Regions from separate parts of the Homo sapiens genome. Here region 1 is linked to region 2. Evidence: chromatin loops called from intact Hi-C (ENCODE). Cell type or tissue: chondrocyte. All regions are shown on one strand.

Region 1 (8,000 bases), 330 kb after region 2:
AGGTGGGGCTGTGTCTTTATCTTTGCTTCCTGAGTACCTAGCACAGCACAGCAGTGCTCAATACACACATGATGAATAAATTAACGGATCCAGCAGTTCCTAATGATAATGAGTCAGATGCTAGCTTAAGAGGAAATGACAGTGCTTCTAAATCATTAACAGAAGTAATTTTAAGTAGAGTTCTCTGTCTCTCTGGCTGTCTCTATGCCTGAAAGGAAACCGCGGCAGTAAAAGGAACGTCCCCTCACGAGGGTTCACTGGCCCTCCAACAGCTGACTCAGATCGACAAGCTAAAACCTAAAATAATTCAAGCTCATGACTGCACAGAACTATTATCAATGAATCAATGATCAGCGAGTTACAAGAAACCACATCATTCGGGGAATGAGAAATTGGGAGGTGCAACTGAATAATGGAGAAGAAAGCAAAGTCAGCAGCTAATAAAGGGTAAGCAGCCACAACAAACATGAATAACTCGAACACCAAGGCCACAACGAATCAGAAAAGAACTGCAAACCGAATAAGGCAAAGAAAGGCTCAGAAACCTACACTACCACTCAATACCGGTCAAAGCATTTATCCTCAGTCCTACCATAGGCATTATTTCCGAGGATTACAAAGCAAAAACTTCTGTCTTAATGCCCAAGAAACTGAGTTGCTGGTTGAACTGTTGTCCCAGAGAAACAATCATCTCTCTCAGCTTAATGAAGGATGAAGGCACACAAACTGCATCCACTCACACAATTTACAAAAAAAAGAGATTAGAAAGTCAATTTAGACTATCTCCACTGCCACACTGCCCCTCCCACCACCAAAAAACAAAAAAGTGGCTGGGCGCAGTGGCTCACACCTGTAATCCCAGCACTGTGGGAGGCCGAGGTGGGCAGGTTACAAGGTCAGGAGATCGAGGCCAGCCTGGCCAACATGGTGAAACCCTGTCTCTACTAAAGATACAAAAATTAGCCGGACGTGGTGGCATGTGTCTGTAGACCCAGCTACTCTGGAGGCTGAGGCAGGAGAATCACTTGAACCCACGAGGTAGAGGTTGCACTGAGCCGAGATCAGACCACTGCACTCCAGCCTGAGTGACAGAACAAGACTCTGTCTCAAAAAAAAAAAGAAAAAGAAAAAGAAAAAAAGCACACTCATGAGAGATTTCTTTTTTAAAATATTTGTGTCAACTGCCCCAACATCCTTTAGTAATCAATTCCAATGTTGAACAATGATTTATAATGAAGTGTTTTTCATATAGTTTAAACATATAGAGGGAAATGACAAAGTCACCTAAATCTTGTCTTCAAGGGTAGAACATTTTTTTGAAACTGTAAACCAAATCTCAGTGGTTTGATGCCAGGACGTAGAAGTCATCTGACTTCGTCACCCAGAGATGAGCAGGTCTTTTGTTAAACACTGAAAAAATGAAAATGCAAAAAATGCAGAGGCCATTTCTTTTACAGCCCCAGTCCTGCTGGGTTCACCAACGTGAAACCTAGCAGGTTTCCAAGAGCGCCATCCTGCCCTGATTCTATCACCTAAAAATTCCCCTAAATCAAACTTGAGTTTTCGATGAAAATCTTCCACCATAGATCACCATGAAGCAAGCTCTTTTCTGTACCTAGAATCAGTACACATGACTGGACCCCAGATCTCTGTACTAGATGTCTGACCCCAGGAGGTCAAATCTCACCCGAGGAGTACACGTACAGATAGAAAATCTAACACAATGCAACCTCAACTAAAGGAAGCAGTTCTAAGATTTTTTTTTTTAAAGATCAAGTGTAAGACTCAATTAAGAAACCTATTTGCAGCCGGGCACGGTGGCTCACGCCTGTAATCCCAGCACTTTGGGAGGCCGAGGCAGGTGGATCAACTGAGGCTGGGAGTTAGAGACCAGCCTGACCAACATGGAAAAACCCTGTCTCTACTAAAAATACAAAATTAGCCGGGTGTGGTGGCTTATGTCTGTAATCCCAGCTACTCGGGAGGCTGAGGCAGGAGAATCGCTTGAACCTGGAAGGTGGAGATTGAGGTGAGCCAAGATTGCGCCATTGCACTCCAGTCTGGGCAACGAGTGAAACTCCGTCTCAAAAAAAAAAGAAAAGAAAAGAAAACTATTTGCACACAAGAGAATTTTTTTTTTTTGAAACAGAGTTTTGCTCTTGTTGCCTAGGCTGGAGTGCAATGAGGCAATCTTGGCTCACTGCAAACTCCACCTCCTGGGTTCAAGCGATTCTCCTGCCTCAGGGTCAGCCTCCCAAGTAGCTGGGATTACAGCCATGCACCACCATGCCCAGCTAATTTTGTATTTTTAGTAGAGACGGTTTCACCATGTTGGTCAGGCTGGTCTTAAACTCCTGACCTCAGGTGATCCACCTGCCTCGGCCTCCCAAAGTGCTGGAATTACAGGCGTGAGCCACCACACCCGGCCAAGAATTATTTATCCCCTTTTTTTTAATATTAGCAAGCCTCAGGTCAGCATGTTCTTGGCAAATGTTTATTTTAAAAGACCACTGCCTGAACAAATTGCTCCAAAGCCTACTTCATCATTTACATAACTTCAGTACTTTTCCAGAACACAGGCCCTTTGAAATGTGTAAAAAGTGTTTCGAGTGGCTCCTCTTCCCATGCCTGAGTGTTACTAAGGATTGCTTCACAGCTTTTTCTGGCAGGATGTGAGAAACGCTCTATACACAAAATCCCAGCAACGGTGATTCACTCACAGCCAGGCTTACCTAAGGAAAAGACCCCTCTGAACTCTCCGACACTCACATCCTGGGGCCGAAACCATGATATAAACAGCCTCTGGAGCTTGACCGAAGCTCCCTGAACGCACACACAGTCCCTCTTTTAACGTGTAAGTGCACGGTGGCCGGGGCTCGCCAACAAGCACGGTGTAGACGGGGAGCAAGGACTGGCCGGGCTGCGCAGGAGGCCCGCCGGCTGGACCCGGCCGATAATGGAGCACGAGCCGCCCACCCTCCCTCAAGAAGGCCAGTGAAGAAGCACATAGGTCAGGCGCCGAGCCCCGGGAGGCAGAAATGGGCCCGGAAACCGGGGAGGGACTCGCTGCGGATGCCCAGGACGCTGGGGCCGGGAGTTTGAGCGCCGGGGGGCCGGGCTGCAGCCGCGAGGGCTGCACTCTCATCCCGGCCGCCCCTCTCACCTCCTGCGCTGGCGGTCCCGGTTCCTGCCGAGGCGGTCGGACAGGCGTCCCAGGAGCGCGGCCAGCCCTGGGCGGCCAGGCAGGAGGCCCAGCAGTCGCCTCCAGAACACGGGTCCCGCCGCAGCTGCCGCCGCCACCGCCATGGAGACTCGCCGCTTCCGCTTCCGCTCCCGGCGGGCGCGAACTTTATTGACAAAGGCGAGCGCGGACACGGCTCAGGCGCGCAGGCGCGGAACCCCTGGCTCGGGGAGGGCGGCGCTGCACCGCCCCCAAGCCTCAGTTTCCCCTCTGGGGGACACAGGCGAGGAACAGTGGTCGCGCCGCAGGAGGGGGTCGGAAGCCGGCCCGTTAAATCCGTAAGGGCGCCAGGTGGCCTGCATTCCTGCAGTCACTCGTCACAGGTCGCGGAGGAAAGGATGCGGCGCAGGGGCTCTAGCACCGTCACGCTTGGCTCCAACTCACCAGCTGTCAAAAAAGCTTTTGTTTGTTTGTTTTGAGACAGAGTCTCGGTCTGTGTCCCAGGCTGGAGTGCAGTGGCGCGATCTTGGCGCATTGCAGCCTCGACCTCCCGGCCTCAGGGGATCCTCTCAAAGTGCTGGGACCACTCCCAAAGTGCTGGGACCACCAAAGTGCGTGTGCCACCATGCCCGGCTAATTCTTTACTTTTTTGTCGAGATGGGGGTCTCACTACGTTGCCCAGGCCGGTCTCGAGCTCCTGGGCTCAAGAGATCATCCAGCCTCAGCCTCCCAAAGTGTTGCCATTACAGACATGAGCCACCGAGCCTGACCACTGGCTGTCAAGATTGACTCCTCGGCCGGCGCAGTGGCTCACGCCTGTAATCCCTGCACTCTGGGAGGCAGAGGCGGGTGGATCACCTGAAGTCAGGAGTTCGAGACCAGCCTGGCCAACCTGATGAAACCCCGTCTCTACTAAAAATGCAAAAAATTAGCTGGGCGCAGTGGCCCATGCCTGTAATCCCAAACTACTCAGGAGGCTGAGGCAGGATAATCGCTTGAACCCAGGAGGTGGAGGTTGCAGTGAGCCAAGATCGAACCACTGTACTCCAGCCTGGGCAACAAGAGCAAAACTCCGTCAAAAAAAAAAAAAAAAAAAAAAAAAAAGGACTTCTCACTGATAAGTGAGGGAATTACTGTTTGAGGCTCTAATTGATAGGGTGTTCTTTAGACTTGTACAACACCCCTAAGGTGTTAAACTTGAACAAAGTCTGTTCTTGTACAAAGTCTTGTAACCTGGTTAACGCTGACTCACTAAGGTGCACAGAACCACGGAAAATCCCCACCAGACTGAGAGAGGAATCATTTTTCACCCTGTTAGCCCCAGAGGCTGCAGCTCCATGGCACAGAACAGCCTAAGCAAATCTGTGTGAGATGAACAGTCTTCCACCCTCCTGATATGCCCAAGTACACAGATATCACTGGCCCCTGGCAACACACAGTTCTATGCCCAAAAAGCTGACGGAGCACATCCTCATACACCAAGAACACTTTTTTTTTTTTTTTTTTTTTGAGGCAGGGTTTCACTCTTGTCACCCAGGCTGGAGTGCAATGGCGCAATCTTGGCTCACTGCAACCTCTGCCTCCTGGGATCAAGAGATTTTCCTGTCTCAGCCTCCGGAATAGCTGGGATTACAGGCGTGCGCCACCACGCCTGGCTAATTTTTGTATTTTTAGTAGAGACAGGGTTTCACCGTGTTGGCCAGGCTGGTCTCAAACTCCTGACCTCAAGTGATCCACCCAACTCGGCCTTCCAAAGTGCTGGGATTACAGGCGTGAGCCACCGCGCCCGGCCCAAGAACACTTTTTGCAGCTAATTTTAAAATGGAAAACTTTGTGGCATTCTGAAAGGCAGGAGAGGTGATCTCTGATCTGTAATATGCAGCTCCCTGGCTGACCCACATAGGCTGGGACCTGGAAACTGGAAAAGCTGTAGGACATAATCATAGTCTGCCGTGTTGTGAGGTTAAAATGATATGGACACGTGGGCCGGGCGCAGTGGCTCACACCTGTAATCCCAGCACTTTGGGAGGCCGAGGCGGGCGGATCATCTGAGGTCGGGAGTTCGAGACCAGCCTCACCAACATGGAGAAACCCTGTCTCTACTAAAAATACAAAATTAGACGGGCATGGTGGCACATGCCTGTAATCCTAGCTACTCAGGAAGGCTGAGGCAGGAGAATCGCTTGAACCCGGGAGGCGGAGGTTGCAGTGAGTCGAGATCGCGCCATTGCACTCCAGCCTGGGCAACAAGAGCGAAACTCAGTCTCAAAAAAAAAAGATATGGACACACTGAAAAAAACACTCCAAAGTCCACTTCCACAGATTATGCAGGGAAATCAACTACACATTCCCACAAGAATGTTCATCTCAGCCTTGTTCATGATATCGGAAGTGTGGAAGCAAATCTTCAGGGTAGGGGGGTTGGTTAAATAATGATACATCGGTATGTTGGAAGACCACACAATCATAAAAATAACATGTTCTGGAAGAATATTTAATGACATTAAGTGTAAAAGCCAAATTACCAAGGAGTAGCGTAGAGACCATCTCATTTCATTAAAGGAGAGGAAGAAAGAGGAAATGCGTGTATGTACACAGAAAGACTGAAAGTAAATACCCCCAAATGTTAATGTTGGTTATTTGGTGCCATTAAGGAGTTTCCAAATTGTTGACAATCAACAAGTATTTCAGATTGGCTTAAAGTTTTCTTTTGCGTTTAGATAGCTTTACTAATACTACATGGAATTTGATTCAACCCTTCCAAGTTAGAAATGGTGAATCATCAAATTTCCTAACTTCCAGTAACTAGAATGAGGCCATCCATTGCATGGTTCCACTTTTGCACTGTTCCTGGCCCACGGTTGTTGCAGAGTAAACACTTGCTGTATGGCTACACCGTCATGCTCAGCGGTGAGCGCCACATGGGCTATGGGAGCCTGGTTATCATCCTAGAAGGAGCTGGCAGCTTTTCTGCATGGGTGCTTTGCTGTGCGAGGTACTGAGACAAACAGCCATGGTACAGGCTCACTGGGAATTCCCAACCTTAAAGAAATGCTAGCAACAGACAGCAATATTGATAGCATGGTAAGTCACACTAATAAGTATTTACCCTAAGGATAACATCAAGGAATGACCCAGTCCCTTCTGAAACCACACATCGAGAGCCTCTGGCCTTCATGGCTAGTTTAAAACAGACAGAGCTATCACCAGAGTGAGGCAACCACGACTTTGCTGGGGACACATACATTTTGAGGTTGCAAAAATGTTAAATAATGGTTTTCAGAGATTGTGCAATTTTTAAATGATTCCATTTACAGGATGACAGCACATGCATTGTTCGTGTCAGGAGGTCTCATCTGGGCTAGTTACTGAAAACAAGTAGAGGAGATAAGACCCTCCCAGACAACAAAGGTGACCCAGAGAGCCTGCCTGGGAGCACTCAGGGTGTCCCAAAGCTGCGTGGCCGGCTCTCAATCTGGGTCAGACACTACTGCTGTGGATGGGGTTTCTGGATGCCCATCTCAATGACTGCGGGCGAGAAGACATCTGTCCTCTGAGTCCCCCTCGCCCTCCTGCCCTCACCCACTGCCTTCTCGTTAGTCGCACTCGCTCCTTCCCAGACAGGAGGTGCCAGGGTTAGAAAGACAGGGTCGACGGGATTGACGGCAGATCCCATGTCTTCCCAAACGGAAAAGGAAACCCATTCATTGGAGGGAGAGTTGACGTCAAGGAGTGGTGGGCTGCTGCCCCTGAGAGTGGGGCAGCTCTCCCAGGCAGGAAACACCAGGAAATCCTGAGCCAACAGCCCATGCCTCACTGCCTGTGATTCACTCCCTCAACCGAAAATCACAGTAACACAAGAGGAAGGCCCCTCCTCCTCTAGCTTGCTTGCCTAGAGAGGGTCTCTCCCAAACACAGGGCTGTTAGCAAATTCCAAAGGGAGGAAGTGGCTGTCCGGCCCACCTTCTGCCTCCAGAGATGAGAAACTGTCCCGAGGGGCTGTTCAGCTGTTTGTGAGGAGCCTGTTCTTTGTTAAAAGGAATGCAGCCTGCTTGCTGGAGATGGGATGAAACTGTAACTGCCCAATGGGTTCACCTTGCCTGCTGCCCAGACAGAACTGATTTATCAAGACAGAGGCATTGCAATGGAGAAAGAGTGATTCACGCAGAGCCCACTGTGCGGGAGACCAGAGTTTTATTATTACTCAAATCAGTCTCCCCAAGCATTCGGGGATCAGAGTTTTTAAAGAGAATTTGGCTAGTAAAGGAGCTTGGGAAGTGGGGAGTGCTGATTGGTCAGGTTGGAGATGGAATCGTAGAAGGTTGAAGTGAATTTTTCTTGCTATCTTCTATTCCTGGGTGGGATGGCAGAACTGGTTGAGCCAGATAACCGGTCTGGGTGGTGTCAGCTGATCCATGAATGCAGAGTCTGCAAAATATCTCACGCACTGATCTGCGGTTTTCCAATAGTGATGTTATCCCCAGGAGCAATTTGGGGAGGTTCAGATTCTTGGAGCCAGAGGCTGCATGACCCTAAACTTTTATTTCTAATCTTATAGCTAATTTGTTAGTCCTGCAAAGGCCGACTGGACCCCAGGCAAGAAGGGGGTCTTTTCGGGAAAGGGCTGTTGTCAATTTTGTTTCAGAGTCAAACCATGAACTGAATTCCTTCCCAAAGTTAGTTCGGCCTACACCCAGGAATCCACAAGGACTGCTTAAAGGCTAGAAGCAAGATGGGGGCTGGGTGTAGTGGCTTACACCTGTAATCCCAGTACTTTGGGAGGCCGAGGTGGTTGGATCATGAGGTCAGTAGATCGAGA
Region 2 (8,000 bases):
GGCCAGGCTGGTCTTGAACTCCTGACTTCAGGTGATCTACTCACCTCGGCCTCCCAAAGTGCTGAGATTACAGGTGTGAGCCACCGCATGCAGCCATAAAATCAGTTTACTGGACTAAACCACTGTTAAGAAAGCTCACAGTGAAATAACAGACATGGTGAGATATTATTTTTGATACTTTTATGTATGGTGGAGATTGGGTCATGATGTAAAATGCATTTCTTTTCTTTTTCTGTTTCTTTCTCTTTTTCTTTCTCTTTCTCTCTCTCTTTCTCTCTCTCCTACCTCCCTCCCTCCCTCCCTCCCTCCCTTCCTTCCTCCTTCCCTTCCTTCCTCCCTCCCTTCCTTCCTCCCTTCCTTCCTTCCTTCTTTCCTTCTTTCCTTCTTTCTTTCTTGTCTGGCTCTGTTGCCCAGGCTGGAGTGCAGTGGTGCGATCTTGGCTCACTGCAACCTCTGCACCCCAGGCTCAAGCAATCCTTCTACGTCAGCCCCCCGAGTAGCTGGAACTACAGGCATGTGCCACCATGCCCAGCTAATTTTTGTATTTTTTTTAGTAGAGACAGGGTTTCACCATGTTGTCCATGCTGGTCCCAATGGGCTCAAGCAGTCTGCCTGGTTTGGCCTCCCAAAGTGCTGGGATTACAGGCGTGAGCTACAAGGCCTGGACTAAAATGCTTTTCTTATTTTGGATTTTGAGATGTTTAAAAAACACTTTTTTAGAGAAGGTTGGGGAAAACCTAGGTTAAAAAAAAAAAAAAAGGAAAAGTCGGCTTTTCTAATGTAGCTAATTAACCCACTGTACACTTCACTGTAGTCTATTGTTTCTACCCTCTTGTGATTTTTATGAAATATTTGGGGAAAGTAACTGCTCTGTGAATGTAGTAGATTAAGTTTTAATGCCATGGGCAGAAGGAAAGTATGTGTATCCTAACTGTGCTCTCAAGCAGAGATGTTAATTCCAACTCTATGCTGTCTAGAAATATAATATGAGCCATAGATGCACTTTTATTTCATACTAGTTCCTTTGAGATCAATTAAAATAATACATTTCATTAAGTTATATCAATGTGCAATCAATATAAAATATTATTAAAAAGTCATTTTCCTTTGTTTTTATAGAAAGTCTGGTGTGTGTGTGTGTGTGTGTGTGTATATATATATATTATTTATTTATTTATTTATTTATTTATTTATTTATTTATTTGAGATGGAGTCTTGTACTGTCTCCCAGGCTGGAGGGCAATGGCGGGATCTCGGCTCACTGCAACCTCCACCTCCCGGGTTTACGCCATTCTCCTGCCTCAGCCTCCCGAGTAGCTGGGACTACAGGCACCTGCCACCACGCCCAGCTAATTTTTTGTATTTTTAGTAGTGACGGGGTTTCACCATGTTAGCCAGGATGGTCTCGGTCTCCTGACCTCGTGATCTGCCCGCCCCGGCCTCTCAAAGTGCTGGGATTACAGGCATGAGCCACTGTGCCCGGCCTCGGTGTATATTTTTTACCTACAGCACATCTCAAACTGGGTGGTGACATTTCAAGTGGTTAATGTCACGTGGGGCTCCTGGCCGCCATATTGTACAGTGCAGCTCAGGCTCACATAGGCACCCACTGAAGGATAGAAGGACCCTCAAACCACCCCTACCCTTGAGAGTGTGGGTGCCCTTTGCTGTGCCATGGAGGGAACAAGAGCCAACACTTCTGAGCTTCTGCTCAGCACCAGGCAGGGTTTGAGGCACTTTAATTACTCTACATCATCTTCACAGCAGCCTTATCAAGTGGGTGATGGTGGGACCACTTCATTGATGATGAAATGTGACCCAAGTGGGTTACATAACTTGTCTGAAGTGACCTAATTTGATATTTGGTAGATTGGAGCTAGGATTTGAACCTGGTTTGTTTGATTCTAATGCTTGTTCTTCTCATTTGCCCACATGGCTTCCCATAGCATGCTTGAAGGGTCATTTTAGAGGGTGTCTGTCCAAATCTCCTGTTGGTATAGGTGGGGGAGATTGAGCCATTGGAGGATGGCAGAAGTATTTTGTGGTGAGAGCTGTGATCTGGGAATTAAGTAACTTTCTTCTGATGATAAGAGCACATTGTAAAACATCGAAACAATGAAGAAAGGTATGAAGCAGAAAGAGAAAGTCCCATAGTCCCAGTTCCCAGAGTTAAGCACTGATTTTAGGTGTATATTCTAGACTTTTTTTATTTCTCAGTGCATACATAGTCTCTTTCTCCAAACCCCTCCCAGAGATGGCACAAAATTGTTCGTACACGTTGCTTTGCCTCTTGCCTCCCCTCCCCACCTCAGGGGGTCATGGACATCTTTCCATCTCGGAGACTCTGTTTTTGACCATGAGGGAGCTGAGGCCTAGAGAGATTAATTAAATGTCAGCCTGAAGTCTCCCAGCTGGAAGGGATGAAAATGGCCAGGCGCTCAGCTAATATTCATCCTTTTTCATTCATAGCCAACCTAATTTAACCTTCAGTAATCTCTTCTCTCTCGTTTTTCCTTCCAAGAGTTTCTCAGAGCTTTTCTGTGTGATTTAAGGGCCTTCCTTTCTTAGAAATCTGATAAGAATTGGAGCCATAACTATTTCTATCACTCAGTCATTTCTGAAACTGACTTCTAGTTTCTTTCTTGATATCTTTCTCCTTTTGTGGCCTCTGGATCTTCCTTGATTTTTGGCGAGATAAAAGCTTTCTTGTAACATTGCCCTCCATTTTTGTAGTTCCCAGTGACCTGACAGCAGAGGAGCGTCAAGAACTGGAGAACATCCGACGGAGAAAACAGGAGCTGCTGGCTGACATTCAGGTAGGAGAGTGGCATGGTGGTTTCACCAACGTAAGAACCACAGTGACAGTTCCATTTGTATGAAAGGGTGTCCTTTGCAGAGTGTCTCCTCAAGACACTTTTGACCTGCCCTCACTACAGCTCTGCACAAAGCGTAGGTGTTGATAATCAGTCACCTTTCCTCTACAGCTGAGGAGATGCAGTGTCAGAGAGGTTGAGTGGCTTGTCCAGGTTCACCCAGTTGGTCGGTTGTCGGAGCTGGAGATAGCCTGCAAGACTCCTGTCTCCTGAGTAGTCCTCTCTGCTGTGTTTGCCCTTGCGGAGCAGAGTGGATGAGGAGAGGCAATGAGAATGTGGGCTTCAGGCGAAGCTCGGCCCACGCCCTGGCTCTGGCTCTGCCGCTTACTGGCTGAATGATTTGAGACAAGAGAGTTCCGGTTCCTTGAACTTCAGTTTCTTCATCTGTCAGATCATGAAAACACCTGCTACACAGTTGGAAGGACTTAGCATGAAAGACAGCATAATTTCTGGTCCCTATAGATGTACTTAGTGATAGCAATTTTACAATTACAATTTTTCCAAGTTCCTTTTTGTAACTATCAAGCTTGTAGGAAATAAGTCTAGAAGCCAATAGTTGGATTATTTTCGCCCTAAGACAGCAAATGTTATTCTTTCAGAATTCTTCACAAGACATTAGGAGTGGGGTTAAGGAGGGAATCCTGTTGCCCAAAGTAGCAAAATGAGGAAAGACTTGACTTTCTCTGGAGTTGATTTAAGTATATTTTGATAGTTCTCCCTGATCCTTTGATTTCTGCTTCACTGGTAGATCGTGAGAAAGCTAAGCAGCTCTCCACTTAAGCCCCACTTCCCCGTGAGAGCCCATCCATTCTGACCAACAGTGTGCTGGAATGAGGAGGGTGGGTGCGGATGCACAGCCGATTTGATCAGACATTCCCTTTGCCAGCCGCTTGGTGGCATTGTTGCCCTGGCACAGCTACTGCAGGCTCTGCAGCCTGGGCTTTGGGTAGGAGACTTTGTCCTCTGAATTTTCTGGCATGCTTGTGTTTAGTAAGCTGCAGACTTGTTCTGAAAGATTGTGATGAGGCAGCCAGGTTTTGTTTTTCACACAGCATATATGCTTATAAACTTTCCTAGACCGTAAACTCCTTGAGGTCAGAGGCTGTATTCTTTTCTACCTTGGTGTTTTCTGGAATGCTTACTGTTTGGTAGGCACTCAATAAATATTTCTGAAACATGAATTTTCCTAATTTACTTTTTGCATTTTTGTCATATTTTGTTTCATTTTGCTTTATTTTGTTTTTGGTTGGAGGGAGTTATGTGAGATTTTAGAAGTTTTAATTTGATCTGCATCTGCCTTTCCTGCTGACTCTGGACTGTCTGTTTTATAGAGGCTGAAGGATGAGATAGCAGAAGTAGCTAATGAAATTGAAAACCTGGGATCCACAGAGGAAAGGTGAGTCTGCCCTGCTGCCAGGTGGCTTCTGTGGTTGTAATTCCTTAAAGCACCCAGGCCTTAATTATGCTTACGTGGCACATTGAAGGAAAAAGTCAGCTTTGTGTCTTTCTAATTCTAGCAAGCACATACACACCCATAATGTCTGCCTTCCATCCTTCACCGCAAGGCCTCCTGAACATAGGAGCTTCTTCCAGTGTTTAAAAAATTGAACTGGAGGCCGGGCGCGGTGGCTCACGGCTGTAATCCCAGCACTTTGGGAGGCCGAGGCAGGTGGATCACGAGGTCAAGAGATCGAGACCATCCTGGCCAACATGGTGAAACCCTGTCTCTACTCAAAATACAAAAATTAGACGGGTGTGGTGGTGCACACCTGTAGTCCCAGCTACTCGGGAGGCTGAGGCAGGAGAATTGCTTGAACCCGGGAGGTGGAGGTTGCAGTGAGCTGAGATCGCGCCACTGCACTCCAGCCTGGTGACAGAGCGAGACTCCGTCTCAAAAAAAAAAAAAAAAATTGAACTGGAGAACTTCAAAGGTCCCAGAAAGCCTTAAACTGCTCCTAAATTTTTATGTGAATTACTCCCCTCTGTTGTCCACTGTCGGTGTGCATTTTAAAGTTTCTGTTTTTCCTTTGTGTAAAGGAAAAGCTTAATGAATGCTGCTGATACGATTTCAAAGGGCTGGAGTGTCCAGTCATGTCTGAGGATAATCGTGAGCTTATTTGCACCTTCCTAATGCTTAAGGGAAGAAAATGTAGAAATGCGATGATAGTATAAAAGGACAAGGACTCTGCTTTTTTTTTTCCTTTTATTTTCATGAAATGTTAGTGACTTTGAGAGTTTAGTTTTGAATGGGGTTCCCAGACCGTTTTCTGACTGCTTAATGCAATAAATGAGCTGTTTCCAATTCACTACATGTCTGTATTTTTCTAAGCCTAAGTCTTCCTGTCTGGCTTCGTAGGACTGTTTGATTTGTTGTTTTAGACTCCTGTGGGCAGTGCCTTCAGGGTATAGTGAGGCTGAGTCCTCCACAGAAGGCAGCCAGCTCACCACGGCCAGTCTCTGTATTGTCCATTTGGTATTTTGGATTAGTTTCCCCTCTTTCCATTTTAAACACTCGTAGCTTAAATGAAACGGATACGTTGGACTTCATAAAAATTTAAAACTTCCGCTTTTGTAAAAGATAAAACTATTAAAAACTATTAAAAGAAATGAACAGGCAACAGATTAGAAGTAAATATTTGTAACAAATATATCTGAAAAAGGACTTGTATCTAGAATATATGATAGAAAGGCAGCCCAAATAAGAAAATGGGCAAAAAACTTGGACACTTTACAAAAGAAGCCATATGTGTAGTAGACACATGAAAAATGCTTAACATCATTAGTTGTAGGGGATGTAATTTAAAACCACCATGAAACGGTACTTCACATCCCCTATGATGGCTAGAATTAAAAAGACTGATGGTACCTCATGTTGGCAAGTGCTAGTGAGAATAAAATAATATAACCATTTGGGAAAGAAGTTTGGCAGTTTCATCAGCAATTCAACTCCTAGTTACTTAAGAGAAATGAAAACATGTCCATACAAAGACTTGTACAAGAATATCTATAGCATTCTTATATAAAATAACCAAAAGCTGGAAATACCCTGAATGGCTGCCAGCAGGTGACTGGATAAACAGGTCGAGGTAATAGACTATTACTCAGCAGTGTGAAGGAATGAACTGCTAGCGTGCAGCAGCACGGATGAATCTCACGAACATTGTGATGAGTGAAAGAAACTGTGGGCACCGTGTGCTTCCATGCGTGAGCATCTAGAACATGCAAACTAAGCTGTGCTAGTGTGCTAGCCGAAATCATGACAGTGCTGCCTCCGAGGTGGTTGCTGGGGCGGGGTGGGGTGGGGTTGACTAGGAAGGGCCATAGGGAACTTACAGGGATGGCAGGAATATTCTGTATTAATCTGAGTGGTGCTTCAAGGGTATATGCACTCATCAAAACAAATTGAACTGTGCACTTAAGGTGTGTGCATTTTGTTAAATGTAAATTTTACCTCGATCTTAAAAATGTAAAAAAAAATGGCTTTTTTCTGACTATAAAGGTAATACACCTTTACTGCAGAAAATTGGTAAAATACAGAAAAGTATAAAAAACAAATTTCTCATAAACACTTATCCCAGAGATAATCAGGATTCATATTTTGGTACGTTTCCTTTCTGTATATTCCGGTGTCTGCACACACATATTCAGAATTCAGTGTGCCCTTTGTTTTTCTCTTGATTAATTCTCTGTCAGTTACCATAGAACAGCAAGGAAACGCAGACACCAGGAACGTGAGTGCATCCAAAGTACTCAGCCAGTGAATTTGGGAAGACTTGTAACTCATGAACTGCATCTGAAGTTGTGAGTCAGGAAGTAGTCTTTAGGTTATTATTATTTTTTAATCTGGAACTTAAAATGGTTTTCCGGTATCGAAAGCGCCAAGACGGAAGTGATTCTGCACATCCCTGAGGATCCATCCATACGGGTACTCAGGCTCACCCTGCATTTGTTTCTCAAGCAGGCATTACATTTGCTCGGACTTTCTTATAGGAGAGAATTCATGTTTCTCATCGACGATCTGATGCATTTTGTAGGAATGATCCTAAATACTATTTAATCAAGCAGAAATAATATACTCATGTAGTACAGGATTTCACTTTCTGAAATGTATACGCGTCAGTTAACTAAGGCGATCCAGTAGCAGTAAGCTGTTTTCCTTTGGACACCTTAACTGGGGTGTCAGACCTGTGTAGGCTGGGGAAAGCCACTTAGAGAAGTAGCTGCCTAAGGCCTAGAGCTATAGGGGCTCCAAGTGGGGCAGATAGAGAAGTGAGCTGGCTAGCTAATGAAATTAGGGAGCCATCTCTGGTGTGTGTCCCAGGCAGTCATGTGGCACAGACTGTGACTGGCGGATATCTGGGAGTGTGCGTTCTGGTGGCTGCAGGAAAGCCTTTGGTGAGGACTGGACTGAGGCCCAGGAAGCTGAGCATTCCCAGGAGTTTCACCCCTTGCTTCTGTGGGCACCTCTGACGCTGCCTCACCACTTACACTGGAAACCATGAAACAGGCCTTCCTTGTGGTATTTGTTTGGAAATACTGATCAAAGTAATCTTCCTGGATTTAGAAAAAAATGATTAGACAATCATTTTAGTTAAATAGGAATTTCTAGATACCTGGTCATAACCCTTCATTCTGGCTGAAATTAAATGGTGTTTCCCCCATGACTTTGTTTCCTAAGGCAGCTGTTGACAGGGGAGCCCAGATTATCTTACACCTGGAAGTTCTGATACTACTCACAGTTTTCAGGTGTTCCTTTCAAAAGGTCAAAACAGCCTGGATGCGATGACTCATGCCTATAATACCAGCATTTTGGGAGGCCAAGGTAGGAGGATTGCTTGAGGCCAGGAGTTTAAGACCAGCCTGGGTTACATAGCAAGACTCTGTCTCTACAAAATATTTTAAAAAGTAGCCAGTTGTGGTAGTATCTGCTTGTAGTCCTAGTTACTCAGGAGGCTGAGGCCGGAGGATCACTTGAGCTCAGGAGTTAAAGGTTGCGGTGAGCCACAGTCACACCACTGTACTCCAGCCTGGGTGACAGAGCAAGACCCTGCCTGTAACAAAAACAAAAACACAAAAAACACCAACCCTCAAAACACTTAGGAATATTTTCTTCCCTCCATGGATTTA

Evidence for each region. Hi-C counts contacts between places; a loop is a spot of excess contacts. Peaks named below come from ENCODE experiments on the same cell type or tissue, not always from the same donor. Only the 100,000 strongest peaks of a DNase experiment are listed, where the experiment ranks them.
Region 1: it touches region 2 in a loop (3-fold over the local background); 7 of 110 quality-filtered maps call a loop at or near these places.

What each region holds. Positions count from the first base shown.
Region 1 is chr17:78,373,972-78,381,971 of GRCh38, reverse strand. It overlaps PGS1 (phosphatidylglycerophosphate synthase 1), which reads right to left and starts at 3,323. Exons shown (of 10, transcript NM_024419.5): 1 at 3,164-3,323. The coding sequence starts at 3,306. RefSeq lists a silencer at 3,038-3,277 and an enhancer at 2,473-3,434. In chondrocyte, no CTCF peak of the experiment used is centred here; a DNase peak (open chromatin) is centred at 3,332.
Region 2 is chr17:78,704,466-78,712,465 of GRCh38, reverse strand. CYTH1 (cytohesin 1) reads left to right here. Exons shown (of 14, transcript NM_004762.6): 2 at 2,734-2,816; 3 at 4,205-4,269. Among named protein-coding and RNA genes, the nearest start is that of CYTH1, 74 kb to the left of the region's middle. In chondrocyte, CTCF peaks have their summits at 3,546, 3,758 and 4,854; no DNase peak of the experiment used is centred here.